2 separate regions of the Homo sapiens genome follow, and region 1 is linked to region 2. Evidence: chromatin loops called from intact Hi-C (ENCODE). Cell type or tissue: chondrocyte. All regions are shown on one strand. Each heading gives the region's core, and the rest is flanking DNA. Links, peaks and the distances in the headings are about the cores only.

Region 1 (16,435 bases), core at 3,873-11,872, 1.2 Mb before region 2:
AGGATGTCAAGAGAAGAAACCCTTCCTATTGTAATGGCACAAGTATGGCTTTTATAATCTTAGCATAAAATCTGTACCCTAAAGAAGAGCCCCCTTGGAGAAAGTACAGAACTGTCTGAAAGTTGCCTTCTATACCTTGTCCTACAATTAACTAAGACAGTGGCTCTCAAAGTGTAGTTCCTGGACCAGAAGCATCAGTAATACTTGGAAACTTGCTAGGAATGCAGATTCTCAGACTCTACCCATTGCATACTGGATCAGAAACCCTGGAGATGGGGCCCAGCAAGCTATGTTTTAACAAGTCCTCCAAGTGATTCTGATACGTGATACAGTTTGAGAAGCACTGAGCTAAGTTATGTGGCCTTGGGCAATGCATGCAACAACTCCCAGCTCCAGTTGCCAGCTCCAAAATCCTATGGTACTTCTATGACCCAACATCTGAATTATTAATAGGAGAATAGCTGGGCGCGGTGGCTCATGCCTGTAATCCCAGCACTTTGGGAAGCCAAGGTGGGCAGATCACAAGGTCAGGAGTTCCAGACCAGCCTGGCCAACATAGTGAAACCCCATCTCTACTAAAAATACAAAAATTAGCTGGGTGTGGTGGCACACACCTGTAGTCCCAGCAACTCGTGAGGCTGAGGCAAGAGAATTGCTTGAAACAGGGAGGTGGAGGCTGCAGTGAGTCGAGATCGTGCCACTGCACTCCAGCCTGGGTGACAGACAGAGCAAGACTCCTTCTGAAAAAAATAAAAAATAAAAAAAATAAGAGAATAGATTGGATTCTTATCCCTAATTTTGAGAACCGATACCCAGTAAGGTGAATAAGGAGAAAGCAGATAAGGAGGACAAAGAGGACATCCTTCACACAGCCCACAATTAGTCAAAGCGGCAATTTTGTTTGTGATGATTTATGTCACTGATGCCAGTGACATCCCAAATTAGAACATCTTTTTTGGAGTCACTCTGAATGCATCTCTTTGGAAATTTAAAAATTTATTAGGTGACTTGGAGCTCAGCTCAAAGAAAGAGTCAATTTAAAATATGCTGTTTCCTTAGCACTGCCTTAAGTCATTCAGGAGACAGTTTCTGGGAATGAAGTCCAATAGATCTTTTTCATAAACTGGAACAAAGTAATATCTCATTTTTCAGGAGTTAAAACCTTTCCCTCCCCATCCTGGACATGACATATATACTGGGATCTATTTCAACCAGAGGTCACATAACCAGCCTTCCAGGTACCTTTAGAAACTCATGTTTCCCCAGCTTAGCAATGACTCAGTAGACAGCACGGAGTATTAATGGCCTTAAATGCCATACTGGCGCCAAGGGTCATATTGTCATTATTTATTAAACATTTTATTTACCCAGAGCCTAAGTTGTTGTAACTACATTCTTATGTAGGGCATGGCTTGAGTCAGAAATCTTGTCATTAGGTTAGAAGAGATACCATTTTTCATTTATGAGGTTGAAGCTACAGATCTATCATGAAAATATCTGGTACATAGTAAGTATTCAATAAACATCTGTCAAATGAAATAATGAGTTCACTAAACTAGTGCACAGGCTTAAATTTGGTTTCTAAGTAACTGTGACAGTTCTACAGCATTTTGAACACAAACTTACCTATTTCTTTTTTTTTTTTTTTTGAGATGATTCTCACTCTTGTCACCCAGGCTGTGGTGCAGCGGCACAATCTCTGCTCACTGCAACCTCTGCCTCCCAGGTTCAAGCGATTCTCCTGCCTCAGTCTACCTAGTAGCGGGGATTACAGGGGCCTGCTACCACGCCTGGCTAATGTTTGTATTTTTAGTTGAGATGGGGTTTTACCATGTTGGCCAGGCTGGTCTTGGACTCCTGACCTCAGGTGATCCGCCCACCTCGGCCTCCCAAAGTGCTGGGATTACAGGTGTGAGCCACCACGCCTGGCCAAACTTACCTATTTCTTTCATGGTGGGGAAGGAAATTAACATGTTCTGAATACTTACTATGTCCCAAGCACTTGGTACCTGCTTTTCTCATTTTGTCCTCACAACAACCCTGTGAAGTTGGAGTTGTTACTCCTGCTTTGTAGGTAAGAAAACTGAGGCCAAGATTCTTAAGATTGAGCAGCTGGTAAACATCATGACAGAGCCAAAATTGGAACATAGTTCTTATCCTCCCACTTTTCCCCCATTGTCCAGTATGTGGGCAAAACAGCTCCTCTGAATTGGGGCTCGGATGGTTGATATTTAGCATTTGCATCCAAAGTTGTTTCTCTGTCAAACATTTCCATTCACTGAAATAAAACAGCTAATGGCCAGGTGTGGTGGCTCACACCTGTAATCCCAGCACTTTGGGAGGCTGAGGTGGGTGGATCACTTGAGGTCAGGAGTTCAAGACCAGCCTGGCCAACATGGTGAAAACCTGTCTCTACTAAAAAAATAAAAATAATTAGCCATGTGTGGTGGTACAAGCCTGTAGTATCAACTACCCAGGAGGTTGAAGCAGGAGAATCGCTTGAACCCGGGAGGTGGATGTTGCAGTGAGCTGAGATAGTGCCACTGCACTCCAGCCTGGGCGACAGAGCGAGACTGTGTCTCAAAAACAAAACAAAAACAACAACAAAAAATAGTGCTGGCCAAGCACGGTGGCTCATGCCTGTAATCCCAGCACTTTGGGAGGCCGAGGCAGGTGGATCATGAGGTCAGGAGATCGAGACCATCCTGGCTAACATGGTGAAACCCCGTCTCTACTAAAAATACAAAAAATTAGCTGGGCACGGTGGTGGGCATCTGTAGTCCCAGCTACTCGGGAGGCTGTGGCAGGAGAATATTGTGAACCTGGGAGGTGGAGCTTGCAGTGAGCCGAGATAGTGCCACTGCACTCCAGCCTGGGTGACAGAGCGAGACTCCGTCTCAAAAAAAAAAAAAAAAAAAAATAGTGCTTAACTATCTGAAAGGATTCTTAGCTGGTGAGCCCTGCAAAAATAGATGGTGATTTGGATTTGACTGAGTCTCAGACCACAGTTTGCCAACCCCTAGGTAAGACAATAGTATTGGTCATTGTACTCTGGTTATGTAAGAGAATGTCCTTGTTTTCAGAAAAATACTACACATGAAAAATGTACAGGCAAAATGGCCAGCGTTATCTGCAGTTGTAGACAGGACAGAGGCCAACAGTAGGGGAGGATTGACTTTTACGTTTGGTGTGGCATCTTACCAAAACATAGCCAGAAAAGAGCTTTAGTTCTTTCCCCACCTCCAATCTCTTCCTCTGCTTCAACACCCTAGTGGAGTCAGAAACCAGATTGTGCATGACAGAGGAGGTTGAGGAAGTTGAGAATACCAAGTGGGAGCAAAAGAGAAGAAGAGATCATGACTCACCCCTTGCCTCCGTAAACTGCCAGTCCACTTTCGGTCCTAGCATGGAGATGGGCACAGTTTGAGATCAAATTTGGTATTTTGATGGTTATATAGGACTAGATATTTTAAAATATTAGACTGAGGCCAGGTATGGTGGCTCATGCCTGTAATCTCAGCACTTTGGGAGGCTGAGGCAGGTGGATCATGAGGTCAGGAGTTCAAGACCAGCCTGGCCAAAATGATGAAACCCTATCTCTACTAAAAATATAAAAATTAGCTGGGTATAGTGGCTTGTGCCTGTAATCCCAGCTACTTGGGAGGCTGAGGCAGGAGAATGGCTTGAACCCAGGAGGCAGAGGTTGCAGTGAGCTGAGATCACGCCACTGCACTCCAGCCTGGGAGACAGAGCAAGACTCTGTCTCACAAAAAGATAAAAAATAAAAAATAAAATAAAATAAAATATTAGACTGAAAATGTGCTTGCTACTTAAATTGACTATAGTATTTTCTATTTCCCCAAAAAGAACCAAAAAGTCATTAAAATTGCTGACACTGGCCGGGAGTGGTGGCTCACGCCTATAATCCTAGCACTTTGGGAGACCAAGGCAGGTGGATCACCTGAGTTTGGGAGTTCGAGACCAGCCTGACCAACATGGAGAAACCCCGTCTCTACTAAAAATATAAAATTAGCCGGAGTTGGTGGCATGCATGTAATCCCAGCTACTTGGGAGGCTGAGGCAGGACAATCGCTTGAACCCAGGAGGCGGAGGTTTCGGTGAGCCGAGATTGCACCATTGCACTCCAGCCTGGGCAACAAGAGTGAAACTCCATCTCAAAAAAAAAAAAAAAAAAAAAATTGCTGACATTTTCATCCAAGTGTCAGAGAATAATTAGTCAGATAAAGTGTTAAAGGAACAGTGGGAGATAGATTTAAGTTGTGTAGAGATGAAGGGAATTTTCTTCCTTTCCCCTTCTCAAGGTTTGATCATTTGAGTCTATAAAATAGACTGACAATAGACAGATTAACAAGAAAAAAAGGATACAAATGTAATAATGTGCACATGGACATGGTGTCCTGCAAATATGAGACTCAAAGCAAAGCCAGATGACTGAAGCTTTTATACTATACAGAAAAGAATAGAGTCTTGGAGCCCAGTGACAGGTTATGGGTAGGAGTGGGGAGGAAATACAGGGTGAGCAAAGACTGTCTTGTTATGCAGATGAAGTCCCTCAGGTAGCAGAACTCAGAATAATTAGATGGGGCCAGGTGGTGACTCTTGCCTATAATCCCAGCACTTTGGGAGGCTGAGGCAGGAAGATCACAGGAACCCAGAAGTTGGAGACCAGCTGGGCAATATAGTGGGACTCTGTCTGTACAGAAAACAATTTAAAAACTAGCTGGGCATGGTGGTGCATGCCTGTGGTCCCAGCTACTTGGGATGCTGAGGTGGGAAGATCATTTGAACTCAAAAGGTCAAGCCTGCAGTGCAGCAGGATGGTACTACTGTACTCCAGCCTGGGCAACAGACTGACACAGACAGACAGACAGACAGAGAAAGAAGGAAGGGAAGGGAGAGAAAGAGAAAGAGAGAGAAAGAGAGAAAGAGAGATTAGATGGGAGCGCTTGTGGTAAAAGTTTCTTTGTCAGACCTTTAAAAGTGTCTGACTTTTAGTCTGCGTCTCCTGTGAGTTAATCTTTCCTAGATCTGGATAAGACAGATAAGGGAGGCCTCAGAGACAGACTGTTTGTGTCTGCTGTTTCTCACTAATGCAGATTTCCTCTACAGATACAAATCTCCACTACACAAGGACAGCTTTGCAGAGCTATTCCTGTGGTCTGCAGCCCCTCTGAATAGCCATATCAAGATACAACAAATAAATATATTTTGGGGTGGCATATTTTGGTTTCCTTCTGTTTCCTGGTTATGTTCTGTGAGTCCTGATTTTCAACAGCGATATAACCTAGAGGGTGGCAAGAGAAGATATTGTAGAGAAGGTGGCAAGGGCCAGATTTGAAGGCAGAATAAGTCATATGAGAGTTTGGGACTTTTCCCTAAAGGCTTTTAAAAAAAAAGCCTTTGAAACCAGGCACGATGGCTCACGCCTATAATCCTATCATTTTGGAGGGCCAAAGCAGGAAGGTCACTTGAGGCTAGGAGTTTGAGGTCAGCCTGGGCAACGTAAGGAGACCCTGTCTCCTCAAAAAAACTTGATCTCAGGAGTTTGAGCTGGAGTGAGCTGTGATTAACCAATGCACTCCAGCCTGGGCAACACAGTGAGACCCCATCTCAAAAAACAACAAAAAAGCCATTGAAGAGTTTGAGATAGGGAAATTTTGTGGCCGAAGTTGTGTTTTTTTAAAAATCCTTCTAGTTTCAGGCTAAATGATTATTTGAAGGGCAGTAGAGGCAGGACTCACCAAAAGGAGGACATGGTTTAGGCAAAATATGATGGTGGTTTGGTCCAGAGTAGTGACAGTGAAGATAAAAGAAAGAATTCTTTGTTTCCTTTTGCCTTTAAAAAACCTGCTTGTGGCAAAGGCTGAACAGAGCATTCCCCAAAGTTGGAAGTGTGTCCTGGGCAGCTGTCCTCACTTTGGCTTAAGTAAATTCTTCAAAATTATATTGTGTGCCTCAGCTTCGTCCTTTAGGTTGACAAAGATTTTGAGAGAAGCGATAAGCTTGATCATAGTTGGGGATGGACTTGTGGGAAGTCAAGGGCAGCCCCCACATTACTGATTTGAGCCACTTATTTAGTCAGCAGCACCATTTCTGGAGACTGGGAACTTTGTTGATCTTGGAAGAGACACAGGGCAGACAATATTGTCTCCATCTTATTGATATAGTGACTAATATTCAAGAAAACCAGGTAATTTGCTGAAGTCCACACATATTATTTCTGAGAGCCGCTGCCTTGTTTTCTACTTCAAATGACAATGCTTGAGCTGTTTGGTGTTAGTTCCCTTTGATTGCATTTGGAAACAAATGCACTCCCACAGGTGAAGTTAACTGTGTGATTTAAAGAAAGAGAGGAAGAAACTGGGTTCTGATCTAATTCTCAAAGTATGTATACATTCAGCAGTTTCAGCAAAATATCATTATGCTTCTTGGAATCACGGAAACATCCCATGAAATCTTTGATTTCAATACAATTGAAAAATCTCTGAACTTGCGCAAGTAACATTTTGTTTCTTACCCTGCCACAGGATTCTGAAACTTATCTTTTAGAGCAGCGTTTCTCAAGCCTTAATGTGCAAGGTTGGGCCCAGTGGCGCTCACCTGTAATTCCAGCACTTTGGGAGGCTGAGGCGGTGGATCACCTGAGGTCAGGAGTTCCAGACCAGCCTGGCCAACATGGCGAAACCCCGTCTTTACTAAAAATACAAAAATTAGCCAGGCGTGGTGGCGGATGCCTGTAATCCCAGCTATTTGGGAGGCTGAGGCAGGAGAATCGTTTGAATCTGGGAGGCAGAGGTTGCAGTGAACCGAAATCAAGATCACGCCACTGCACTCCGGCCTGGGGAATAGAGTGAGACTCCGTCTCCAAAACAACAACAACAACAACAACAAAACAACAAAACAAAACAAAACAAAACCAAACCTTAATTTGAGTCACTTGGAGATCTTGTCAAAATGCCAATTCTGCTTCAATAGGTCTGGGGTGGGGCCCAAGTTTCTGCATTTTTAACAAGCTCCCAGGGGATGCCCATGATGCTGACTGACTTTTAAGAAATCAGAGTTTTCGATGTACTCACTACTTCTCCAAGTACACATGGGCACTGAGACAGGACCCAAAGGAATTTCAGAAATGTAATTATATTGGGGATAAACAAAACTAGATCTTGCAAAATGATGAGGCAGACAAATGTTCTCAGGCCTATTTTTCTACTTTCCAAATTCCTTTCCTGGCTCAGCACCTTGCTCGGGCCTTAGCCCATCTTTCTGCAGCTAGTTAACGAATCCTTGCCTACGGGTAGACAGAAAGGTGGTTTTTCCTGTTACATCTTCCCCATCCCTCCCTGGGAAGCTTCAATTTCAGATGTACTTTCAAATTTCAAGACCCAAAGAAATAAATGTTTAATGTGGAATGACAGACAATACTTTGATATTTGTGGGGAAGGGTCCTCGCTCAGCACTCCTCCAGTATCAGTTCTAGACAGATCTTGGAGAAGAGAAGAAACTCAGCTTGTTCAAGTGGCTCATCCTATAGGAAATACTTTCTCCGGCTTATTTCTCTGTGCCTCCTTAAAATCAATCTATGATATGCCAAATATTAACAAGGAAAAAATTATCTCCGAAGAAGACACTGACAATTTTGCCTGTGCCCTCCTCAGTCAGAGGCAATGTGGGGTGTAGGGAGCATCGTAGAACTGTCAGCGAGTTAAGGGATAAACATGTTGAGATAGATTGGATTAAACAGCATTGTTCCAATTAATCATGCTGAATTTAGGGCCAGGAGACATTAGATTCTGCTCTTGATTTTGACATTTACATTCTCTGTGACCTTGAGCAGGCCATTTCACGTGTTTGGTTGCAGTTTTTTCATATGTAAAGGGCTACAACAGGACAAAATGAGTCCTAAGTTTCCTCCTGATTCTACAATCTTTGTTTCTGAAGTTATTTCAGTGCAGGCTTGAGTGCAGCGGCTCGATCCCTGCTTACTGCAACCACCTCCGGGTTCAAGCAATTCTCCTGCCTCAGCCTCCCAAGTAGCTGGGATTACAGGCGCGTGTCACCACGTCCGGCTAATTTTTTTGTATTTTTAGTAGAGATGAGGCTTCACTGTGTTAGCCAGGATGGTCTGTATCTCCTGACCTTGTGATCTGCCTGCCTTGGCCTCCCCAAGTGCTGGGATTACAGGTGTGAGCCACTGCGCCCGGCTCTGAAGTTGTTTCAAAAAAAAAAAAAAAAAAAAGAATTTTTAAGCTGCAGGTTTTCACAGTGGCTGGTCATCAAAATCTCTTTGGAGAGCTTTCAAAAATATGGATCTCTTTCTACTCTGTTCTGATTATTTGTGGATGCAGCCTTGGAAACTATTTTCATGAAGTTCTCCAGGTAATTTCTGTCCATTAGACAAATTTGGGAATCATTAATCCAAGCCACAAGGGGGCGCCCAGAAGATGCTGCTTTTCTTCTCAGTGATTTTTAAAATCCTTTTGAAAATTAAAATAGAAATAAAATTGATTTCCTATTTCCACATCTAATTTTGTTTTATCTCATTTGAAAGAAATGTCTGATTGAAAGCATCTCTTTGGTATTTTAGGTTTAATTATTTGCTGGGTGAGCTAAAGTTATATTAATATAATGTGTACATAATCGCCAGCATTATAGACATAAAATGACGTATTAAATGAATGTAATCTTCAGTATTTAAGCTAAAGTTGGAGGTTTGGAGCATGGCAAGCTATATCCTGATGTGAATGAAACTTAAATGTTCCAAATTTTCCAAGACAATTCCTTGACCCATGGCCCCACATGTCCCTTGATCTTTTTGGAGGAGCTTCTAGAAAGAGTAGGTTATACTTTTCGTCCCCAAAAATGACTCTATCATTTTTTTCCTCAAAACATGCATATTTATTTATTTGTTTATTTTGGGAGACAGAGGCTGAAGTAGAGGGGCATGATCTCCGCTCACTGCATCCTCCATCTTCTGGGTTCAAGTGATTCTCATGCCTCAGTCTCCAGAGTAGCTGGGATTACAGGTGCATGCCACCACGCCCAACTAATTTTTGTTCTTTTAGTAGGCACTGGGTTTCACCATGTTGGCCAGGCTGGTCTCAAACTCCTGACCTCAAGCTATCCGCCTGCCTCAGCCTCTCAAAGTGCTGTGATTACAGGCGTAAGCCACTGCGCCTGGCCAAAACACGTTTTTTAATTAAAAAAATTTTTTTTCTGTAAACATGTTTTGTTTAAATCATCTGTAAAATGAAGTTAATAAAAGAACAAACCTGTTAGGATTGTTTTGAGGATTAAATGGATTAATAGACCTAAAGTGTTAGGAACTGTGCCTAGCATATAATTAGCATTCAATAGATATAAACTATTCATATTTTTCTTACGTTGTATTTATTATTCTCTGTCTTGACAGGGTCTCCACCACTCAGTTACCCAGTCCCAAAACTCAGATTCCACTCTTTTTACCCCATCCCTCAGAGACCACATGCAATGGGCAAAACTTATTTCTCTCTTGAATGTACTCTCTCCTCTCCATTCCCACAGACATACCCTTCATTTGATTTCTCATTAGTTTAGTTCCAGGCCTCTGATATATATTCCTGAAGATCTCCCTACTCCCATAAGAGTGACTGTTCTAAAACACAAATCTGATCATGTTCTCCCGCTAATGAAATCACTTCAATGGCTGTATGCGATTTACTCTCAAAGGGTTCAAAAATTACATATATATATATGGAAAGAAAGAGAGGGGGAATGAAAAATGGGGCAAAATGTTAACAGTAGATAAATGGTACACAGGTATGTTGTATAATCTTTTTTATTGTGGCAACTTTTCTGTACGCTTATATTTATTTTCAAAACAAAGTTAAACAAACAAACAAAATGCTTCACTGGCTTTCCTCAGAATAATATCCAAAGCCCTTACCTACTTCTCTAGATTTATCTACTCTCTTTCCCCCTTGATGTTTAAGCTTCAGCCATAATACATGATTTTACTTCATTACCTGTGAGCTTGCTCTTTTCCAAATTGAAATGCTGTGGTCTTTCCAAGTTGTCTACCTGGAAAAGTCCTGTTTATACTTCAATACCCACAGCATAATCCCTTCTCTATGATACCTGTGTTATTGGACTGAATTAATCATCTGCCTCCCTACCCGGGTTCACTGTGTTCCTCATTTTGACTCTTCTCCCCTTTTATCACATTGTGTAATTCATCTATTTCTTCTTCTAATCTCAGAGTTCTCCAGAACAGAGGCCCCATGTCTTATTCACTGTTGCATCCCCAAAGGCTGAAATCCTGATTTCTGCCCGCTCGTGTTTGCAAGTTCATTTTTAGTTGCCAGCTGTGCTGGTTTCTCACCTTCTGCCATTTGAAGTGGCCACAATGGCACTCAGCTCGCGGCTGCTTCCTGTTGTTCCCAGCTGAGCCTTGGCTCCTAGCTACTCTCCCTATTTTTTTTATTTTTATTTGTTTCCCCATGTGAAGGAAGTGAGCCCGTATAGACGCAGAGCTGAAATCTAGTGATCATCATTCTTTGTTGTAAAGCTCACCCCCACCCTTGCCGCTCCAGTGACCTCCTTCCCTTTATTCTAATTCTGTGTTTTAGAGCCAGTTGCTTTACATCTAGGAAGTCTCAGTTTTCTCCTCTAGGAGAGTATGCTTGAGTCCAACATTCCTTGTTAGAGAGGATTTTTTTTTTTTGCTTATCCCTCTTGTTCAGACAGTGCATACAGTTCATTTGATCTAATTCTTCGTGCTAATTTGTCAAAGTTCATCAAACATTAACAGAAACTAACTAGTTATTTCCTTAGAGTTATGTAAGTCAAAGACCAGCGTGCTGCACTCTTGGCGAATGTGTGCCTTTTTGGATTATGTTTTCATTCTACAGATATTTTAGGAAAACGTAAGCTTAGCCCATTTCTAGCAATAAATGGCTTTTCTAAAAGTTCCAAGTTTTCATTGCTATCTTTCAAAAATATTTGTTTTGTGACTAAGAAATAAAGGGAGCCTCTAGAGAAGAAAAATATCAATATTGGTTATAAAACACATTCACTCTGAAATACCAATACCACTTCACTTGTGTGTGAACATAAGAAGTATGACTCTGAAATGAATGCTTCATGACAGCAAGGATCATGTCTTTCTTTCTTGTTCAACACCCTATGTCCAGTGCCTTGAACAGTTCCTGACCCATGGTAAGCGCTCAACAAATATTTGGTGGGTGCCTTAGTGAAGGAAGTCAGCGAACCTATTTGGGAGGATGTCATAGTTCAAGGAGCTTAAATATATTGAAGCAAGTGGAAAACAGGATCCTGAATAGCTTCTTTGGGCCCTGAAATTTGTCTTAAGAATACCACATGATGTTTCTGCTGTAGCTATAATGAAGATGTTCAGCCACGCCTGGTCAAGGTCATCTCATGGTGGGTCGTCTCTAAATGTTTCTGGAATGGAAAGTTGTAACAATATTTTTTGGTCACTTTGTGTTCCCACTGTTGTACGTTGCAGTATTTTGAGCCAGAGGTTTTCTGGAGTAGTTTTACTGTAATACGGGGCTGAGTTACTGACAGCCATCCCCTTTCTTACCTGCTTTTTACCAACACAGTACAGTTTCCTATACCTATCAGTGATAGGGAAATGATACAGCTGACATTAGTACACATGAGTAACCCAAAGTTGTTTTGTGTTAATCTTCCAGGTCATATGCTCTAACTTTACTCATGTTTTAAATGATTTGCTGTTATTTTCTTAAAGACCCATTTTATTTTCTCTTTGAGTTCATGTTCTTTTTCTTGGCAGCCATGTCTAGATATTCTTTTTTTTTTTTTTTTTTTTGAGGCAGGGTCTCACTCTGTCGCCCAGGATGGAGTGCAGTGGTGCAATCTTGGCTCATTGCAACCTCCACTTCCCGGGTTCAAGTAATTCTCTCTGCCTCAGCCTCCCGAGTAGCTGGGATTACAGGCACCTGCCACCAAGCTGAGCTAATTTTTGTATTTTTAGTAGGGATGGGGTTTCACCATGTTGGGCAGGCTAGTCTCAAACTCCTGGCCTCAAGTGATCTGCACACCTTGGCCTCCCAAAGTGCTGGGATTACAGGCATGAGCCACTGTGCCTGGATATATATATATATATATATATATATATATATATATATATTTTTTTTTTTTTTTGAGATGGAGTCTTGCTGTGTCTCCCAGGCTAGAGTGCAGTGTCACGATCTGCAACCTCTACCTCCCAGGTTCAAGCAATTCTCTGCCTCAGCCTCCTGAGTAGCTGGGATTACAGGCACCCGCCACCACACCCAGCAAATTTTTGTATTTTTACTAGAGACGGGGTTTCACCATGTTGGCCAGGCTGCTCTTGAATTCCTGACCTCATGATCCACCCACCTTGGCCTCCCAAAGTGCTGAGATTTCAGGCGTGAGCCACCATGCCTGGCTGATATTCTTGATCTATTGTTTTCTTCAGATTTTCTGAAAACTTTACTCCTTTGCTGCACTTCAAGTCTGCAAAATTGACAAATGAAAGTGTCGGGGCAGTTGGGGAGAAAGAGGCCTTCAGATATACTCTATAAATCATCAAAATATGATGTGCTATATATTCTCGGCATAAACTGGAAATGAAAAAAACTTGCTACAAATAGGAGTGACTCCTTTGGGCTTAAATTGGATTGGCAGCAACACAGATTCTGCTGTGGATTGAAGTCATTTTCTACCTCGGCACTACTCAGTCCATGGGGAATGGTGAAGTTATGATTTTGCAGCAAGATTCTGGGAGCAGGCCAGCATCTACATCTGTTCTAAACTGTAAGTGGGGCTGGAAAAATGCTTTGAAAAAAAGCCAGGGTAGGGAGGTGAAAGAGAACACAAAACCTTTACTCTCAAAAAGGCCATGGACAGTGAATCGATCAATTACAAAGACATTAGATTTAGAGAAAAGTTCTTACAGAAACAACATGTATATAATAATCCTGTCTCCATCTTCATCTGTTAAGTTTACTCTCATTTCTGACCATTCAAGAGTCATAATACATAATACAAGAAAACCGTATTAGGGAGGACTGAAACGTGACTTACGATACTTGGGATGAGTCTTTAATGAGTGAAATTCAGTGCTTTGGTAACACTTAGTAGACATTCAACACATTTTAGTGAATTGCATAATGGATCTCTCTTCTCCAAATATGTGACTACACCATCTTATAGGAACCATTTGTTTTCATTTTTACATTTTTTCCACCAAGCCGTTCTGTCAATTGAATCACATTAAGACCATGGGAGGAGTGTGGCCCACTTACCGGAAAGAGTTTGGAAATAGGCTGGCCTGGGTTCAAGTTCCCACTCCATTTCCTGGCTATGCTGCATCATGCAAGTTGCTCTCTGACTCTCAGCTTTTTCACCTGAAGCGGGGAGAGTCATGACTAATTCACTGGGTTGTTGTGAGGACCAAGTGAATCCTTGGGAACACAGAAAGCACAGGATAAGTGTCAGTTCCCTTTCTCTCTAATCCCTGTGAGTTCCATTTTCTTCTATCTTCTTCTTGTCCTCCAGACACGGGTGTATATCCACAGTCTTGATTTCTGGAAAGGTATCTTTGTCTGATTGGAGGCAGTGAAACAAACTTGGCTTGTACAAACTTTAAATTATTTTTTTCTGATAGCCAAAAGTAGCTAGAAAAAAAAACCAAGATGGAAAAACAGATAAGTGGCATCTATGCACAAGGAGGGAAATTCTGAGCCCATTTGGATCAATCACAATGGATTTTGGGAAGCTGGGGCAAGGGTCAACTGGGCTATTTAGCCAAAATGCCAGATTCTTGGAAAAACTTTGAAATGGCGGTTAAATCTCAGTAAGCAGCAGATAGAAAATTCAAAATAATAGTAATGATTGAAATAATTTCTATATGACTTGCAAGTATGTACAAGCATGTATACTTTCAGTTTCTCAGAAAAGCACAATATATTTCCTAATTAACAGAATATACCAAAAAAAAAAAAAAGCTCGAAAGGGTCCCTGGGGCCTTACTCAGCCTCTTTCAGTCCATGGCTTCCCTATGTAAAATGGGAGGATCAAAGGATTGAAATGGAACTGATTATTTCTAAGGTCCCTTGTTTAATCTAACATTCCAAGATTTTGTGCTTTTTAAAAACTGATATTAAAATTATTTTAAACTTCCTATATTAACAACAGATAATAGGGATTTACTGAGACTTCATTTAATGTAAATGACTCAGGTCATTCATTTCCTACAATAGTCCCAAGAAGTAAGTACCATTATTATTCCCATTTTACAGATGAGGAAACTGAAGCTGAGAGAATTTAAGTAATTTTTTGAAGATCACTCAGTTAAGAAATGGTGGAGCTCAGATTTAACTGGGACTTTCTGAGTCTATAATTCATGCTTTTAACCTAAACCTATACTGTCTCCCAGTATACAGCACACACATTGTTCATCGAAAATGGAATTAACTTTATTGGCAACAGAGAAAATTCAATCTTGAGGAAAACATTATCTTAAATAAATAGTATAGTGGATAATTATACATATTGAAACCAAGAAATTTTCCAATGCTTTGGACAGTGAGTCCTGTGGGTGGCCACAGTGTTTTATTTATCTGGCTCCTTCTTGCCAGACATACTAGGTATTGAGTAAATTTTTATTGACTGAAATCTATATTGCATGACTTCATTATTAATCAGTATAAGGTCTTGAAGGCTGGAAGCAACTTTTATAGCTCATTTCATCTATTGACTCCCTAGCCCACCCCCAATATTTTATAGAAGAAGGAACTGAAAAGAGGGGAGACTGTGAGATGTAACAAGCACCCAGGGCTCCTAATTCACAGTCCAGGCCTCTTTCTACTTTGCTGTCATATGGAATTCTTTGCTTCCTGAAAGACTGTTACTTCCTGACAGTGTATTCACGGTGTTCAAAGCCCAGCTCTGCACTGGTTGAGATACTCAGTCCTTCAGTTTAAGCCCTCTCCATTTTTGTCCATTATCCACCCTCAAAACAGGCTGGGAGCATGGCAGGAAATGCCAGCTGGCATAGCAGAGCACTCCCTTGAGAAAGGACTAATTTTGCCTGGCCTTGGAGAACTTGCTTGCCTTTTTGCAGCTGTGTCTGCACCAATATGTCTGGATGTACAAGAGCCAAGGGGATGTTTCACCATCTGCCGGTTCAGTGGGGAATTGGCCTTTCTGCTATGCTCACAGGGTGTTGGAAGGTTTAGTGGCTCAGGAACAGCCTGCTGAGGCGCTCCTTTTTGGATAGAATGTTACTCACAGAAAGGAAACTGTGCTGAGCTCCAGAGCCAAGGGTGTGCTTGAGGCTTGACAAATGGTTTGCGCACAACTGCAATAGTAAGCGTGCTCTGAACACATTGCAGCACTGATGCGTATTTTCTCTTAAATATACGCCCTTATCCCATTTGGACAATCAACTGAGAAGAGTCTGGCTTAAAAAAAAAAGAAATAACTTTTTCTTAATTACAAAAATAGTACATATTTATTGTAGAATATTTAGAAAGTACAGAAAAATACAGAGAAGGAAATAAATACTCTTCATCATATTACCATTCAGGGAGAATCGTTGTGGCATTTTTGTTATATACTCTTTACAGCTTTAAAAATGATATTTGTGGCTGGGCACAGTGGCTCATGCCTGTAATCCCAGCAATTTGGGAGGCTGAGGCGGGTGGATCACCTGAGGTCAGGAGTTTGAGACCAGCCTGGCCGACATGGTGAAACCTTGTCTCTACTAAAAATAAAAAAAATTGGCCAGGTGTGGTGGCTCACGCCTGTAATCCCAGCACTTTGGCAGGCCAAGACGGGTGGATCACGAGGTCAGGAGATTGAGATTACCCTGGCTAACACAGTGAAACCCCGTCTCTACTAAAAATACAAAAAATTAGCCGGGCGTGTTGGCGGGCGCCTGTAGTCCCAACTAATCGGGAGGCTGAGGCAGGAGAATTGTGTGAACCCGGGAGGCAGAGGCTGGAGTGAGCCAAGATCATGCCATTGCACTCCAGCCTGGGCAAGAGAGAAACTACGTCTCAAAAAAAAAAAAAAAAAAAAAAAAAGATATTTGTATGGATCCTATGTGTTTTTTTGTGTGTGTATGTGTAGATATTCTTTTTTCTTAAAATACATAATAAACATCTTCTCATACCATTAAATCTTATTTTACAATATTTTCAGCAGCCTATACTATTCCATCCTATGCTTTTACCATAATGTAGTTAACCAGTTCCCTCTTGTTGGGTACTTAAATGTTCTTCAGGTTTTTTTGTAATTATAAATAATGCCGTGATCAAAATTCTTTTCCCTAACTCTGATTGTTTTCATAAGCAAATCCTTTTTTTTTCCCAAAGAGGGTCTTGCTATATTGCCCAGGCTGGAGTGCAGTGGCATGATCATA
Region 2 (16,435 bases), core at 4,772-12,771:
TTTCTGGGTTCTCTAACCTGTTCCACTGGTTTACGTGTCTTTTTTTTTTGTACTAGTATGATGCTGGTTTTGTTATTATAGCCTTGTAGTATAGTTTGAAGTCAGGTAGTGTGATGCCTCCAGCTTTATTCTTTTTGCTTAAGATTGTTTTGGCTATTCAGGCTCTTTTTGGGTTGCATATTAAATTTAGAATAGGTTTTCCTTTGCTTTTTTTCTGAGATGTGATTTCACTCTGATGCCCAGGCTGCCATGATCATGGCTTACTGCAGCCTTGACCTCCCAGGCTCAAGTGATCCTCCCATCTCGGCCTCCCAAGTGGCTGGGACCACAAGTACATGCCACCATGCCTGTCAACTATTTTGTATTACTTATAGAGATGAGGTCTCCCTATGTTGCCCAGGCTGGTCTCAAACTCCTGGGCTCAAGTGATCTTCCTGCCTCCATCTCCCAAAATGCTGGTAATACAGGCATAAGCCACCAAACCTGGCCAGTTTTTTCTAATTCCATGAAAAATTACACTGGTAGTTTGATACAGATAGCACTGAATCTGCACGTTGCTTTGAGTAGTATGGCCATTTTAACAATAGTAATAATTCCTATCCATGAGCATGTAATGTTTTTCCATTTGTTTATGTTGTCTCTGATTACTTTCAACAGTGTTTTATAATTCTTGCTATAGAGATCTTTCACCTCCCTTGTTTGCTAGGTATTCCTAAATACTTTATTCTTTTTATAGCTATTGTGACTGATATTGCATTCTTGATTTGTCTCTCAGCTTGGACATTATTGGTGTATAGAATACTACTGATTTTTATACATTTATTTTGTATTCTGAAACTTTACTGAAGTTGTTTATCAGTTCTTGGAGCCTTTGGGCATAGACCATGGGATTTTCTATGTATAGAATCATATTGTCTGTGAACAAAGATAGTTTGACTTCCTCTCTTCCTATTGGGATGCCTTTTATTTCCTTCTTTTTGGCTGATTGCTCTGTCAAGGGCTTCTAGTACTATGTTGAATAGAAGTAGTGAGAGTGGGCATCCTTGTCTTGTTCCAGTTCTCAAGGGGAATGCTTCCAGCTTTCGCCTGTTCAGTATGATGGTGGCTGTAGGTTTATCATAGATGGCTCTTATTCTTTTGAGGTATGTTCCTTCAATGCCTAGTTTGTTGAAGGTTTTTAACATAAAGGGATGTTGAATTCTGTTGGAAGCTTTTTCTGTGTCTATTAAGATTATCATGTGTTTTTTGTTTTTAGTTCTGTTTATGTGGTGAATCACATTTATTTATTTTTGTATGGTGAACCAACCTTGCATCCCAGGAAAGAAGCCTACTTGATCATGATGGATAAGTTTTTTGATGTGCTGCTGGATTCAGCTTGCTAGTATTTTGTTAAGAATTTTTGCTTCTGTGTTCATTAGGGATATTGGCCTGAAGTTTTCTTTTTTTTCATTGTGTCTCTGCCAGGTTTGGTTATGAATGATGCTGACCTCATAAAATGAGTTAAGGAAGCATCATTCCTCTTCAATTTTTGGAATATTTTCAGTAGGATTGGTACCACCTCTTATTTATATGTCTAATAAAATTTGGCTGTGAATCTCGCTGGTCCAGGGCATTTTCTTGTTGGTAGATTTTTTGTTACTAATTCAATTTCAGAACTTGCTATTGCTCTGTTCAGGTATTCAGTTTCTTCCTGGTTCAATCTTGGGAGGTTGTATGTTACAAGGAATTTATCAATTTCTTCTAGGTTTCTAGTTCTTGTGCATAGAGGTGTCCCTAATAGACTCTGAGGGTTTTTTTTTTTTTTTTGTACTTCCATGGGGTCAGTGGTAATGTCATCTTTGTCATTTCTGATTGTGTTTATTTGGATCTTCTCTCTTTTTTCTTTATTAGTCTAGCTAGTGGTCTATCAATCTTATGTATTTTTTCAAAAAACCAACTCTTAGTTCCACTGCTTTTTTTTTATTATTATACTTTAAGTTCTGGGATACATGTGCAGAACATGCAGGTTTGTTACATAGGGATACATGTGCCATGCTGGTTTGCTGCACCTATCAACCCATAGTCTACATTAGATATTTCTCCTAATGCTATCCCTCCCCTAGCCCCTCACCCCCTAACAGGCCCTGGCGTGTGATGTTTTCCTCCCTGTGCCCATGTGTTCTCATTGTTCAACTCCCACTATGAGTGAGAACATTCAGTGTTTGGTTTTCTGCTCCTGTGTTAGTTTGCTGAGAATGATGGTTTCCAGATTCATCCATGTCCCTGCAAAGGTCATGAACTCATCCTTTTCTATGGTTGCATAGTATTCCATAGTGTATATGTGCCACATTTTCTTTATCCAGTCTATCATTGATGGGCACTGGGGTTGGTTCCAAGTCTTTGCTATTGTGAATAGTGCTTCAATAAACATGTGTGCATGTGTCTTCATAGAATGATTTATAATCCTTTGGGTACATACCCAGTAATGGGATTGCTGGGTCAAATGGTATTTCTGGTTCTAGATCCTTGAGGAATCGCCACACTGTCTTCCACAATGGTTGAACTAATTTACACTCCCAACAGTGAAAAAGCGTTCCTATTTCTCCACATCCTTTCCAGCATCTGTTGTTTCCTGACTTTTTAATGATTGCCATTCTAACTGGCGTGAGTTGTTATCTCATTGTGGTTTTGATTTGCCTTTCTCTAATGACCAGTGATGATCAACTTTTTTCATATGTTTGTTGGCTGCATAAATGTCTTCTTCTGAGAAGTGTCTCTTCATATCCTTTGCCCACTTTTTGATCAGGTTGTTTTTTTCTTGTAAATTTGTTTAAGTTCCTTATAGATTCTGGATATTAGCCCTTTGTCAGATGCACAGATTGCAAAAATTTTCTCCCATTCTGTAGGTTGCCTGATCACTCTGATGATAGTTTTATTTATTTTTTTTATTTTTTTTTTTTGCTGTGAAGAAGCTCTTTAGTTTAATTACATCCCATTTATCAATTTTGGCTTTTGTTGCCATTGCTTTTGGTGTTTTAGTCAGGAAGTCTTTGCCCATGCCTGTGTCCTGGATGGTATTGCCTAGGTTTTCTTCTAGGGTTTTTATGGTTTTAGGTTATATGTTTAAGTCTTTAATCCACCTTGAGTTAATTTTTGTATAAGGTGTAACAAAGGGGTCCAGTTTCAGTTTTCTGCATATGGCTAGCCAGTTTTTCCAACACCATTTATTAAATAGGGAATCCTTTCCCCATTGCTTGTTTTTGTCAGGTTTGTCAAAGATCAGATGGTTGTAGATGTGTGGCACTATTTCTGAGGCCTCTGCTCTGTTCCATTGATATATATATCTGTTTTGGTACCAGTGCCATGCTGTTTTGGTTACTGTAGCCTTGTAGTATAGCTTGAAGATGGGAAGTGTGATGCCTCCAGGTTTGTTATTTTTGCTTAGGATTGTCTTGGTTATGCAGGCTCTTTTTTGGTTCCATAAGAAACTTAAGATAGTTTTTTCTAATTCTGTGAAGAAAGTCAATGGTAGCTTGATGGTAATAGCATTGAATCTGTAAATTACTTTGGGCAGTATGGCCATTTTCACAATATTGATTCTTCCTATCCAGGAGCAAGGAATGTTTTTCCATTTGTCTGTGTCCTCTCTTATTTCCTTGAGCAGTGGTTTATAGTTCTCCTTGAACAGGTCCTTCACATCCCTTGTAAGTTGTATTCCTAAGTATTTTATTCTCTTTGTAGCAATTGTGAATGGGAGTTCACTCATGATTTGGCTTTCTGTTTGTCTATTATTGAGGTATAGAAATACTTGTGGTTTTTGCACATTGATTTTGTATCCTGAGACTTTGCCAAAGTTTCTTATCAGCTAAAGGAGATTTGAGGCTGAAACAATGGGGCTTTCTGAATATAAAATCATGTCATCTGCAAACAGAAACAATTTGACTTCCTCTCTTCCTGTTTGAATACCCCTTATTTCTTTCTCTTGCCTGATTTCCCTGGCCAGAACTTCCAGTACTATGTTGAATAGGAGTGGTGAGAGAGGGCATACTTGTCTTGTGCCAGTTTTCAAAGGGAATACTTCCAGCTTTTGCCCATTCAGTATGATATTGGCTGTGGGTTTGTCATAAATGGTTTTTATTATTTTGAGATACATTCCATCAATACCTAGTTTATTGAGAGTTTTTAGCATGAAGGGGTGTTGAATTTTATTGAAGGCCTTTTCTGCATCTATTGAGATAATCATGTGGTTTTTGTCGTTGGTTGTCCAATGACTCCATATTCAGCCCTCATTTCAGGAGGGCAGCCGGGCCAGCAGATTGCTCCAGCCAATTAGCAAAATACTTCTATTGTGGGGACATGCAAGGTCGGGTAGCCAGAATGGTTCTGCTACATTGATGTGTTTGTATAAGCATAGGTCCCACATACCCTAGGAGTGGCACTGCTCCTTCACAGCACTTCTACAATCTGAAAGTATGCTGTTCATGAGTTTATTTGCTTACTTCCGAGTACTTCCCCACCACCAGTAGGATGTAAGCTCTGTGAAGAGGTTGACCTTAGCTACCTTGTTTGTCATTGGACGTTCAATGACAAATCAGTTCCCAGCAGAGAGAGTATTCAATAAATATCTGTTGATGAGATAAATGAATTACTGCATGAAATAATGTATTTAATTACAGACTTCTCTTCTCCTCTAGACTGTAAGCTCTCAAGACAAAGTATTCTGCTTTATATGTCTCGGTCCTCATGCTGGCATACTGCCTCCCATATAAGGAGGCATGAAATCAGTATCTTTGAACGCATAAGTAAATGAACAGATGAATGAGTGAATGAATGAACATATGCTATCTACACTAGAAGTTCTTAATTTTATCCTCACATTAGAATCATTGGGGAACTTTTAAAAACCGCAATGCCCAGGACCAATTAAACTAGAATCTGTGGGGCTGTGCCCCAGGCATGAGTATATTTTAAAGCTCTTTAGGCAATTCCAAGTGCACAGCCATAGTCGAGAATAGGGTGACCAGCCACTAGGTTTATTCAGGATTGACACATCTCCCAGAGTGCAGGAATTTAAATGCTAACACTGTGACTACACTGGGCAAGCCTGGATGGCTGGTCACCTTAGCCGAGAACCACTGATCCAAACTGTCACCCACGGCCATTCTTGAGTGATGTATTTTCAATTTTTGAAAGTCAAGACTCATTGGTTTCATGCTTTCATTTGACACTTGCCTAATTACATTCAGGCCTGTAGCTCACCTTGACCTCAATAACTGCTTCCTGCTATGTGTTCCTGTTCAGGCTCGTGCTGCTATTATTGACTTGGGTGACATACTAATTTGCAACATACAAATGGCAAAGGGAATGATTAAACTATTCCAGCAAGTCAGCACCAACCAGTAGACCAGCTAAAGAAGCAAAGAAACATGTAAAGTGCTACCTTTCCAAATGCAATCGCAATGAGCCTTCACTTCTTTTCCTCTCCAAATTGATGACAGAACATTTTGACACATTTCTACTTATCACTTGTGTATGCCAGTTACCCTGGTATGAGTGTGCAGTCCCTGTTGTTACCTGAGGAGATAATTTTTAATGGAAAATTCCACGTGAGAGCTGAAATGATATTCATCATTGTAAACACTAATAAATTTACTCCAAGTATGTGGTCGATAATAAGCCCATCAATGTGTGGACACCAGAATCAGAAATGCTCTTCAACCTACGAAGGGAACAGAGCACCACAGCTCTTGAGGGCCTTGTTACTCAAATCATGGCCCCAGATCAGCAGCAGCGGCCTCACCTGGGAGCTGGTTAGAAACACAGAACCTTAGGCTCCACCCAAGAGCTACTGAATCACAAGGTCTGCAGCTGGGACCCAAGAACCTGTGTCTTAAAAAGTTCTCCGAATTGTACTTATGCATGCTAAAATTTGAGAAGTGTTCACTTAGCAAACATTTTTTGCCTAATTTATAACGTCAGTATCTCAGAGCCCAGAGGGAAGAGGCGAGGGTAAGCAGGAAAGGAGGCACACAGCGCAGTAATTCCCAGCCTCTGGACATTGGCTGCACATTGGAAGCACATGGAGAGCTTTAAAAATATCCGCGCCTGGATCCCATCCCAAGCAACATGATTTAATTGGTATGGGATGCACCCTGAGCGAAGCTCCCCAGGTGATTCTAATGTGCAGCAAAGTTTTGGAATCACTGATGTAAGTTAACGACCAGGAACCCTGCCCCACCTCCTCATTGTTTCTGGCCTTGACTGCTGGCGAACCCAGAGGAATGAACAGCATACACATTTGCTATATTTCTTTCCTAAACATCAGAAGCAGCAATGATGAAGAGGAATTCTCTGGATCTGACTCTCACCTCTAGTTTGCTGAATACTTCTTCCATTTACCCTGTTAGTAGCTGTTTTATCTTTGGCTGTTCCACCTCCCTGGATCTCAGTAGTCTCATATGTTTCAATGAGACAGGAGACAATAAGACCCAGTCCCCAGATTAACTGGGATGTTACATATGACATATGGAAGTGCCTAATACTTTGCCCAGCACATGTTTGATGTTTAAAAACTCTGAGCTGAGGAAGGTTGTCTCTTTATCCTCCTCCCCGATCGTGAGATATCCAGCAGCATGAAGCTTGGCAATTATTTAGGGGTGTCTCTTCCTCAGTGCACTAAGGGTGTTGGTGAACTGTGAAAAACCTGTTTAAACAGAAATCACTTATACAATCTCATTTCAGTCTCACACCCCAGCCATGTAAACTGGATATTTATTGCCTCCATTTCACAAATAATCAACAGTGGCTGAGAGGAGCCACAGGGACTCTCACTTGGGCCCCCTGCCTGGAGCCTAATGTTGCTTTCGTTACTGCACTGCCTCCATTTCCAGCTTCCCCTCCAGCTGCTTGGCAGGCTGCCTCTATGGACAGGATGCATTCACCTAGATGAGCTCTGGGCCAATAGCACTTACTGTGATGATAGAAATGTTCTGTATCTGTGCTTTCCAGTTCAGTAGTCACTAGCCACATGGAACTATTAAGTTCTTAAAATGTGGCTAGCCTGACTGAGGAATTATAACTTTAATTTTATTTAATTTTGATTAATTTAAACTTAGCCACCTGTGAACCGCACAGCTCTAGAGACAGAATCTGGAGAAAAATAAGAACCTGGGAAATAGTTCCAATGGTTTCTACCCACAAATCAAAGTAAACCTAAGCCGCTGGTTTGCCTCTCTGTTAAAAGACCTTCCTAACTCTTTTTCAGAAAAGTGGCAAGTTGGTACGCTAGTTGATGAGAGCACCCTCCCCATGCAAAATACTATTCAAGTGATGCCTTGAAACCAGTGATTGGCCAGCAGAAGCAAAATGTGTGGTAGAGCAGAGTTTCTCAAACTTGAGTGTGTGCACAAGTCATCTGGGATCTTGTGAAAATACGGATTCTGGTTTAGTGGGTCGGGGACAGGGTCTGAGACTTGCATTTCAAAGAAGCACCAGGGTGGCACTGCTGCAGCTGCTCTGTGAACCACACTTTGCCTAGCCAGACGGTAGAGCAATGCTGCTCACCAGGCCAGTTTTGCCTCCCTTCACACATGGGGGCATTTGGCAATGTCTGGAGACATTTTTGAGCATCATGTCTGGAAGGATGGGGGTGGGAAAATGCTATTGACATCTACTGGGTTCAGTCAAGGCGTGCTATTAATAATCTACAATGAACTTGTATGCATGCATCAAAATATCACATGCATACCATAAACATGTACAATTATTATATATCAAAAAAGCATGGAGTTTCAAAGACCTTCTTTTTAAAAAGTTTTTAAAAATGTAATAATAATAATAATCTACAATATACAGGAGAGCCCTGTGACAAAGAGTTACCCAAAATGTTAATAATACCAAGTTTGAGAAACCTGCTGTATAGCCAAGCAGGCTCTTTGGGAATAGGGGCATTAATGGCAGAGGGATGGAGCAGGCGCTCTTGGTGTAATAACTGATCGTCGTTTTCTCTCTTCCACTCTTTTCTCCCACTTGTCCTCACACAGGAGCCAATGCCTCGGCCCCAGACCAACTGAGCTTAGCTTTAGCCTGGAACAGAGTCGACATCGCTCGCAGCCAGATCTTTATTTACGGGCAACAGTGGCCGGTAGAGTATATATCGTCTCCCATGAAAAGCCCACTTTGGTTGGCCAAGGGTATTTGTTTAAGGAGCCTCTGAGGTCAGCTCAGAAAACGATTGCTTTTTCTTTAAGATGGAATGTGTTCCTTGGTAGCAAAGTCTGTATCCTGAGCTCCCTTTCTCATATTTAGGAAAGCACCGCCATCTAGTGGAAATTTCAACTGAACACAACTCCAAATATTTCCATCTCTATGAGTTGTCTTTAATAGCAATTTTCAGCTGCAAATGATGCCATTTATTTGAATACATCTGAAAAAATATAAGACAAATCTGTATTAACTAAAATTAAGGAAGGGGTAGAATTATTAATTTGCTTCTGATTGTCTTTGATGGGGCAAAGGGAAGGGTCACACCTCAGGATGCAGAATTAGCAGGCTTCCCTCTGCAGGCGCCATCTGGTCCTGGTGACTGAGCACAGGTCCTCCCTATTTGCAAAGAACAACATGAGGAAACCAATGCTTTATATAACTGTTCTTGGTTTGCTTCCCTCAATTGACTCTACCAAAAATAAAAATTTGAGAGATTGGCCATCAGGTGGGATATGTATGCATCCACAGGAGGCAGCCCAGCAGCCTGAAACTCGGTTTCTGTGCCTGGAATCACAGCACTCACCGGCAAGCCTTATCTTACTCCTTCCTTTCCCCTAGAGAGTTTCTGCCTGGGATGGAGCCCCTGTCTTCATTCAGTGCTGGTGGATTGCTAACATGGAAAGATTTGTCAGAGTCTAGACCCTGCAACATTTTTGTGAAATGGATTAAATAAAAATCTAAGCTATTGGCAAATCCAGAAAGTAGGCTGGTTGTTCTGTTTTGTTATGTTTTTGTTTTGTTTTCAGTTAAGTGACATCTTTGTGGTCTTGCTTCTACAGAGACCCAGCATTGATTTAGGGCCTTTGGTCTGTTGACTTGGGTCCCTCTTCTCAAGTTGGCCTGGGGTCTCCCTCAGAGCCTAAGGATAACAAAAATGAAGACAGCAAAAGTGCCCCCTTTGACACTTCGCTGGTGTTGAGAAATTTAATCAGATAATTGCAAGGGGAAAAACCTTGTGAACCCTTGCACCTTCTTGGGATCCAGAACAAGAGATTCAGGGAAGAAATAGTTTTTGGAACTAGAAATGCTTGACTTCTATTTGCAAAGACAGGCACCCAAACATGGGAGAGGTGTGGCTGTCCCAAAAGTGAATCTGTGAACAGTCTTGCTAGCATGTTCTTAGATGTGCTGAAGGTTTACCAGATGTCAAAGGCATCCATTTCTAAGCTGTTCAAGTGAACACTAAAGAACTGCATCCATAGATAGACCCTGGGGCAGACTAACTCAGTGACTTGGTTTGCAGGTGGGATCTCTGGAGCAAGCCATGTTGGATGCCTTAGTTCTGGACAGAGTGGATTTTGTGAAATTACTCATAGAGAATGGAGTAAGCATGCACCGTTTTCTCACCATCTCCAGACTAGAGGAATTGTACAATACGGTAGGGCCAAACTAAGGCACTTTTTATTTTCTTTTTTTTCTGTTTGTTTTACCTTCTCCTGCCCCCCATATGCCTGTGATTCTCTTCCCTTCTCCCGTCCAAATGCATGGTTCATTCATCACAAATACTCCCTTAGACCTACATAGATGACAAACACCAAGTCACCAAGATTCCGCTTGTTTTAATTGCTCAGTTGTCAGCATGTAAGGCAAAAAGTTATGTAATAACCTAAGTGTATCATTCTCATATTCTTATACAAAGCCACAAGGCTCTGGAAATGAGAACACAGTTTGTTCTGTAAGCCCAGAGGGTGTTAGAGGCAATTAGCAAAGGAGGGTTGGTTTAACTCTAAGCATCACAAAAGGCTGATTAAGTAACCTGCGCCATTTTTTATCCTCAGAGCTATGAAGTTCATTCTTCATAGTTCAGCTATAAAGTGGAAGAAAAGGTAAAATATCTCTTTTTTGAGTCACTCAAAAATTTTGGTTTTGTTTTGTTTTGTTTTTTAGCTTAGTAATGATTTGTTAATTTACTCACTAGGGATACCAAGGAGTAATCATAGGTAAAACTACTGTTTATGAAGTTATTGAGAGCATTCACATGAGTTAAGTGCATTGGCTCTGAGCTCATACTAAAATCCAGTGAAGTTTAAAGAGCAGAAATTTTTCCCCATTTACCAAATGAGGAAACTGAGGCTGTCTTAGTCCATTTGTACTATGATAATAAGATGCCTTAGACTCAGTAATTTATAAACAACAGAAATTTATTTCTCTGGGTTCTGGAGGCTGGAGAGTCTAAAATCAAGGCTCTGGCAAGTTCAGTGTCTGGCGAAGGTTGCTTTTTGCTTCCAAAATGGCACCTTGTTTTGCCATTCTCCAGAAGGGACAAATGCTGTGTCCTCACAAGGCAGAAGAGACAGAGGGCAAAAGGCCTGAATGTTGTGTGAAGCTTCTCTTATAATGGCCTTAATCCCCCTCACAAAGGAGGAACCCTCAGGACCTAATCACCTCCCAAAGGTCCCACTTCTTTTCTATTATTATTATTGTGATTATTATTATACTTTAAGTTCTGGGATACATTTGCAGAACGTGCAGGTTCATTACACAGGTATACACGTTAAAGGCCCCACTTCTTAATACTAGTACATTGGAAATTAACTTTCAACATGAATTCTGGAGAGGACACAAACATTCAAACCATAGCAGAGGCCAAGGTGAATTCAAGGTCACAAAACTCCTAAGAAAGCCAGTAAGTACCGAACCCAAGCTTCTGTCTCTAAGATTATTCTACCCCTCATTTTTCACAATGCCTCTGTCCCATCACGCAGAGGGCAAGCAGGATGGAGCTTATTTCCTGTCCCCAGCCAGTAGTAGTTGTTAGATGGTGCCACGCTGGCACCATCTGCAAAAAATAGAAACGGGTTAGCAGAATGTCTCCTAGTCTCTGTTTTCTCCAGAGACTTTTCTTGGTTCAGCATACTGAGACTTTCAGGAAGAATAATGGGTTTTCAATTAAAAAAAATAAATAAATAAAGACAAGCATTGAATGGTCTATCAATTAGAGAATCAAGGGAGTAATTTATTCCAAAGACTGGGGAGTGGGGGTGGGTAGGAAAATTCTAGACTGAGGAAGGCCAGTAAGTTTGATCACTTCAGTCTGCTGGTGGTGGCTTCCCGGAATACTTTGTTGAGGATTATGGAACAGTAAATAGCCTCAGTAATAATAATAGCTAACACTAATTGGCATTAAGCACCATTTTTAATAGCTTTATAAACATTATATCATTTAATCCTCACAACAACCCCATCAGATAAAGTGATACTGTCATTCCCATTTTAAAGATGATAAAACTGAGTCACAGTTAAGTTGCTTGCCCACGTTCAGAGCCAGTAAGCAGCAGAGGTGTAGAGCCAGGCACTCTGACTCCAGAGTCTGTAGGCTAAATCACTGCACAATCCAGCATCCCCTCAGTGGAAAAAGAGCTCTGATGGGCACGTCCACATGAATGGGCAGGTCGTTGCCGCATTTCATAGACCTGTCTCAATACTTGAATGGTTGCAACAGTGCTTAAGAATTTGCCATTGGTTGGGCGCAGTGGCCTCCCAGCACTTTGGGAGGCCAAGGCGGATGGATCACTTGAGGTCAGGAGTTTGAGACCAGCCTGGCCAACATGATGAAACTCCGTCTCTACTAAAAATACAAAATTTAGCTGGGCATGGTGGTGCACATCTGTAATCCCAGCTACTCCAGAGGCTGAGACAGGAGAATATCTTGAACCCTGGAGGTGGAGGTTGCAGTGAGCTGAGATCACACCACCGCACTCCAGCCCAGGTGACAGAGCGAGACTAACTAAAAAAAAAAAAAAAAGCCATCACTATTTTAGATTATCTAATCATCTCACCAGATTTAGCAAATAAAATACAGGATGCCCAGTTAAATGTGAATTTCAGATTAACAACAGACAATTTTGTTATATCCCAAAGATTGCATGGGACATACTTAGATTAAAATTGTACATTGTTTATCTGAAATTCAAATTTAATTAGGCATCTTGGATTTTATCTGACATTCCTATTCCTGAAAGACAATAGAATGGCAACTTATTTCACTTTATATTTACCTCAAACAAACATCCGTCTTTTTTACAAAACTCTCTTTTTCCCAAACAGTCTGTGGCTTTTTCTTTAAATCAAGTTACAGCAAACTGTCATCGAAATCCAGCCTGCTGCCTGTTTCTGTATGGGCTGCAAGCTAAGATTTTTTTTTTTTTTTTACATTTTTAATGGTTGAAACAATCAAAAGAAAAATGCTATATTCTATGACACATTAAAATAATATGAAATTTGACTTTCTGTGCCCATAATTAAAATTTCATTGAATCATAACCAAGCTCATTTGTTACATATGATCTATGGCTACTTGCACATTACAACAGCAGAGTTGAACAGTTTCAGTAAAGACCGTGTGACCCACAAAGTCTAATTTACTCTCAGGCCTTTTACAGAAAAAGTTGGCCAACCCTTTTCTTGGACAATTTCTCATTCATGATGGGTAATAAACAAGTTGTGATGGCAGAATGCCCAAGTGTATTTCCAGTGCGGTCAATGGGTCCTTTTGTTCTCCCACCCTCATCCCAGCCCCCGGCTGCAAAACTGGCTTCTTCCATCATATTTTGGCCTAGCTGTCAACAGAGTTGACAACCTCCCTTACAAAGTTTGAACCTAGAATCTCAAATACATTTGCTTGAGGAAATACAATTCAAAAATCTGCCAACGTGTTTGTTTAGAAGAAACAGGTATGGCCAGTATGGTAGCTTATGCCTATAATCCCAGCACTTTGGGAGGCTGAGGTGGGAGGATTGCTTGAGGCCAGGAATTCAAGACCAGCCTGGGCAACATAGTGAGACCCCCATCTTTAAAAAAAAAAAAATTTTATCAAAAGCATTAGCCAGGCATGGTGTTGTGTACCTGTAGTCCCAGCTACTCAGGAGGCTAAGGTGAGCCCAAGAGTTCGAGGCTGCAGTGAGCTGTGATTATGCCGTTGCACTCCAGCCTGGGTAACAGAAGACCCTGTATCAAAAAAAAAAAAAAAAAAAAATCACTGACAAAGCTTTTCATCTGCAAATGGGGACAATTTAAAAGAAAGAAAGAAAAGGCAGATACACTGAGCAACTAGAACAAGGTCCATCTTAATGAACTGCCCTCCACCAGCCAGCACCCTTCCTTCTAGATCCTTCTTGTCTTGCCAACCAGAGCCCCTGACTAGCAAAACTGTTTGATTCTTCTTTATTGTTTTCAGAGACATGGGCCCTCAAATACATTGTACCACTTGGTCAGGGATGTCAAAAAGGTAAGAACCCTCTCGACTGCAGGTCGGAGGCCCTGTCTTGACTGCTTCCTGTGATTAGAGAGTGCCTCTGTTTTGCATGAGCTGCCAGAGTATTCCTGTCCCTATCAGGCGCCACTCATTTCAGAACAGTGTGTGTGTGTGTGTGTGTGTATGTGTCTTTTAACTCTGATGCTTCTGTTCATGATGCAGCTGTGGTGTTATCTCCAATCGCCGTGCTTTTAGATGCTTTTGGTGGACATAATGCTTTTGGGTAGCGGAACTCTTGGCTTTCCCCGTGCCAAGTGGATTTATGCCATACCTGTATTTTTCCATATGCCCCTCACTGTTTGGGGAGCTGCCTGACTGACCACAAGAGTAAATCTTCATTCACCAGCTCCTGATACAATGTCACATCTAGCATTACATAGAGTGTAGTAAGCATAGCTCCAAATTTTCTAAAAACAGGGACTAAAACATAAATATGCATTCCATTCTTCTAACATTCTATTTTTTCCAGAATATTTTTTCACACTTTTCATCTCATTAGATGGGAAAAAAATGTTGGTAGGTATGGATCGGGTAGAATTATTTTCATTTTACAGATGAGGAAGCCGAACTACAAGGAGATGAGAGCTATATTGGCATTTAGTGAAGAGCTAGGTTTAAAGTTCAGTTCATTTTATTAATAATGATAAAATAATAATAGTCATGAGCTAGTGATGACTAGGTGCACAGCATTGCTGCATACTTTCAGTGCATCTTAATTCATTTAATCTTCACAACAATTCTATGAAATAGAATTATTATTTTATTATTATAGGCTAGGCACAGAGACTCATGCCTGTAATCCCAGCACTTTGGAGGCCCAAGGTGGGTGGATCACCTAAGGTCGAGTTCAAGGCCAGCCTGGTCTGGTTAACATGGTGAAACCCTGTCTCTACTAAAAATACAAAAATTAGCTTGGCATGGTGGTGTGTGCCTGTAAGCTCAGCTACTTGGGAGGCTGAGGCAGGAGAATCACTTGAACCCGGGAGGTGGAGGCTGCAGTGAGCCAAGATCGTGCCACTGCACTCCAGCCTGAACAACAGAGTGAGATTCCATCAAAAAATTATTATTTTATTATTATAATACAGTTTTATTCCCACTTAAAGACAAGAAGAATGAAGTATAGGGAGATTCTGTTTAATCTTAGCCAAGTGGTTGTTCTTTTGCCCCATATTATCTCCTTCAGAGGTAGCTTGAGTTCTGAACCCTTAAATCCATCCCAGAAAGTGATGTTTTAATTCCAAAAAATAAAACAGAAGATGGCACTGCCCCCGCCCCTTACCTATGTGCCCATACATGTATGCACACATTTGCCCACTATCGCCACTTGGTAACAATTCTTCACCAAAGTCCACAGGACATATTCAGAGAAACCTACAAAGTGAAGTCAAAAATACAGTATGATTTCTTCATCTCACAGGAAGTGATTGGCTAGAATTGCCCTTAGGCATCCTGTAACTACTTTTTTATTTTTCCTTTGAAAGGCCAAGCAAAGGCCTTGGGGCTACTTATAATGTACCTATTCACCTGCTGGATCTTTGCTAAGAATGAGTAAAGGATATAAAAATAACACACAGAAAATCAAAATCTCCATCCTTTGGCCCTTGCAAACTTTCCTCCCATCTCTATACCACCTTAATGAAGGATTTTTCATCTACTTGAGTGGGTGAAGCCTGTAGTTTTTTCAAAACAAGAGGGGAAAACACTATGCAATCTGTACTCCCAACTCAACAACCACTTTCCTGAGATTGTGTCTTTCACTGGTCTACCCATTCCATGCCATCGTAGTAGATCTACCCTCAACAAACCCATTTCTCTTTCCTTTGAACCTTCCGGTTTTGTCTAATTCATCCTGGCTTAAAATTGCCTGAAAACTAAACTCAGAAGAGTAGAAGTAGACACATTCGATGTGTCTTCTTCAGAGAGATAGTTGTTGCTCATGTTCAACCAAATGTTTTGAGTTTTTCTAAAGTAATGACTTGGAGTATTCTCTCCTTCACCTTAAGTTAATCTCTGTCCCTGAAGGAATTGTGAGGTTTTCTAAAGAGACAGCTATGCCTTTGTCCCTCAATCCCAGTCATCACCAACCCAAACCTTTAAAAAGAGTCGCTCATCCAATTCAATGACCCAGCCTCCCAGCAATAAGGTCTTGTCTAATTTTCAAAGGGATTTTTGCAGTTAGATTTCACTGAGTATAAATTATTAAAATCCCTCTCATTACTTTCTTTTCCCCATAGGACTCTGCTTTGCAATATTGTTTTCTCTTTTCTGAAATCCCTTGAGCTGCCTTTTGCATTTGCTCACGTCACTTGTATGATTAGAAGGCATGTAAAGTATCTCTAAGGTAGGGTTTTTTGTAGCTTCTCAGCTAAAGATGTACCTGAAAAATAATATAGACTAACAAGAAAGAACAGGATGGTAAGAATTTGGGAGGAAGAAGGAATAAAAGCAGCTTTTTTTTTTCCTTTTAAGTATGATCCAAATATTAGAGCAAGAAAATCATTATATAAGCATGCAGTTACCATTTACTTGCAAATTTAGTAACTGGAAAAAATGATAACAAATGACCAAGAATAGTACTGAACTGGTCTAGAAATAATTTATCCTTTTACCTGGAAAAAGAGACTGCCAATAAGACAGGGAGACACAGAAAGCCAATGTTTAATTTCTTCCCTTGGGAAAAAGTAGAAGCAGGAAATGCAGAATGCATTATTTCCAGGACTAAGGTAAGTATCTGATGATGGGAGAGCAAGAAAGATGAACAATGGTAGTCACAGGAGTCACAAGGCCTACATTTTATGTTATATGGATTAAGGGAGCTGAAAATGAAGACTTTTGTTTGTTTTGTGTTTGGGGAAGAAGTGAATAAGGGAGAAGTTAACATTGGTGCACAACTTTCTCAGGTGACTTTCAGCAATTTTCAGGTGGTTTCAGGTGACT

Evidence for each region. Peaks named below come from ENCODE experiments on the same cell type or tissue, not always from the same donor. Only the 100,000 strongest peaks of a DNase experiment are listed, where the experiment ranks them.
Region 1: a loop joins it to region 2, with 7 times the contacts of the local background. A loop is called at or near these places in 2 of 110 quality-filtered maps.

Annotation. Positions count from the first base shown.
Region 1 is chr9:71,811,342-71,827,776 of GRCh38, reverse strand. No RefSeq gene overlaps it. Among named protein-coding and RNA genes, the nearest start is that of CEMIP2, 51 kb to the right of the region's middle. In chondrocyte, for the core only: CTCF peaks have their summits at 8,248 and 8,450 (motif pointing right); no DNase peak of the experiment used is centred there.
Region 2 is chr9:70,632,247-70,648,681 of GRCh38, reverse strand. It overlaps TRPM3 (transient receptor potential cation channel subfamily M member 3), which reads left to right. Exons shown (of 26, transcript NM_001366145.2): 10 at 8,022-8,122; 11 at 9,488-9,622; 12 at 13,421-13,471. Among named protein-coding and RNA genes, the nearest start is that of MIR204, 170 kb to the left of the region's middle. In chondrocyte, for the core only: CTCF peaks have their summits at 8,101 and 8,310 (motif pointing left); no DNase peak of the experiment used is centred there.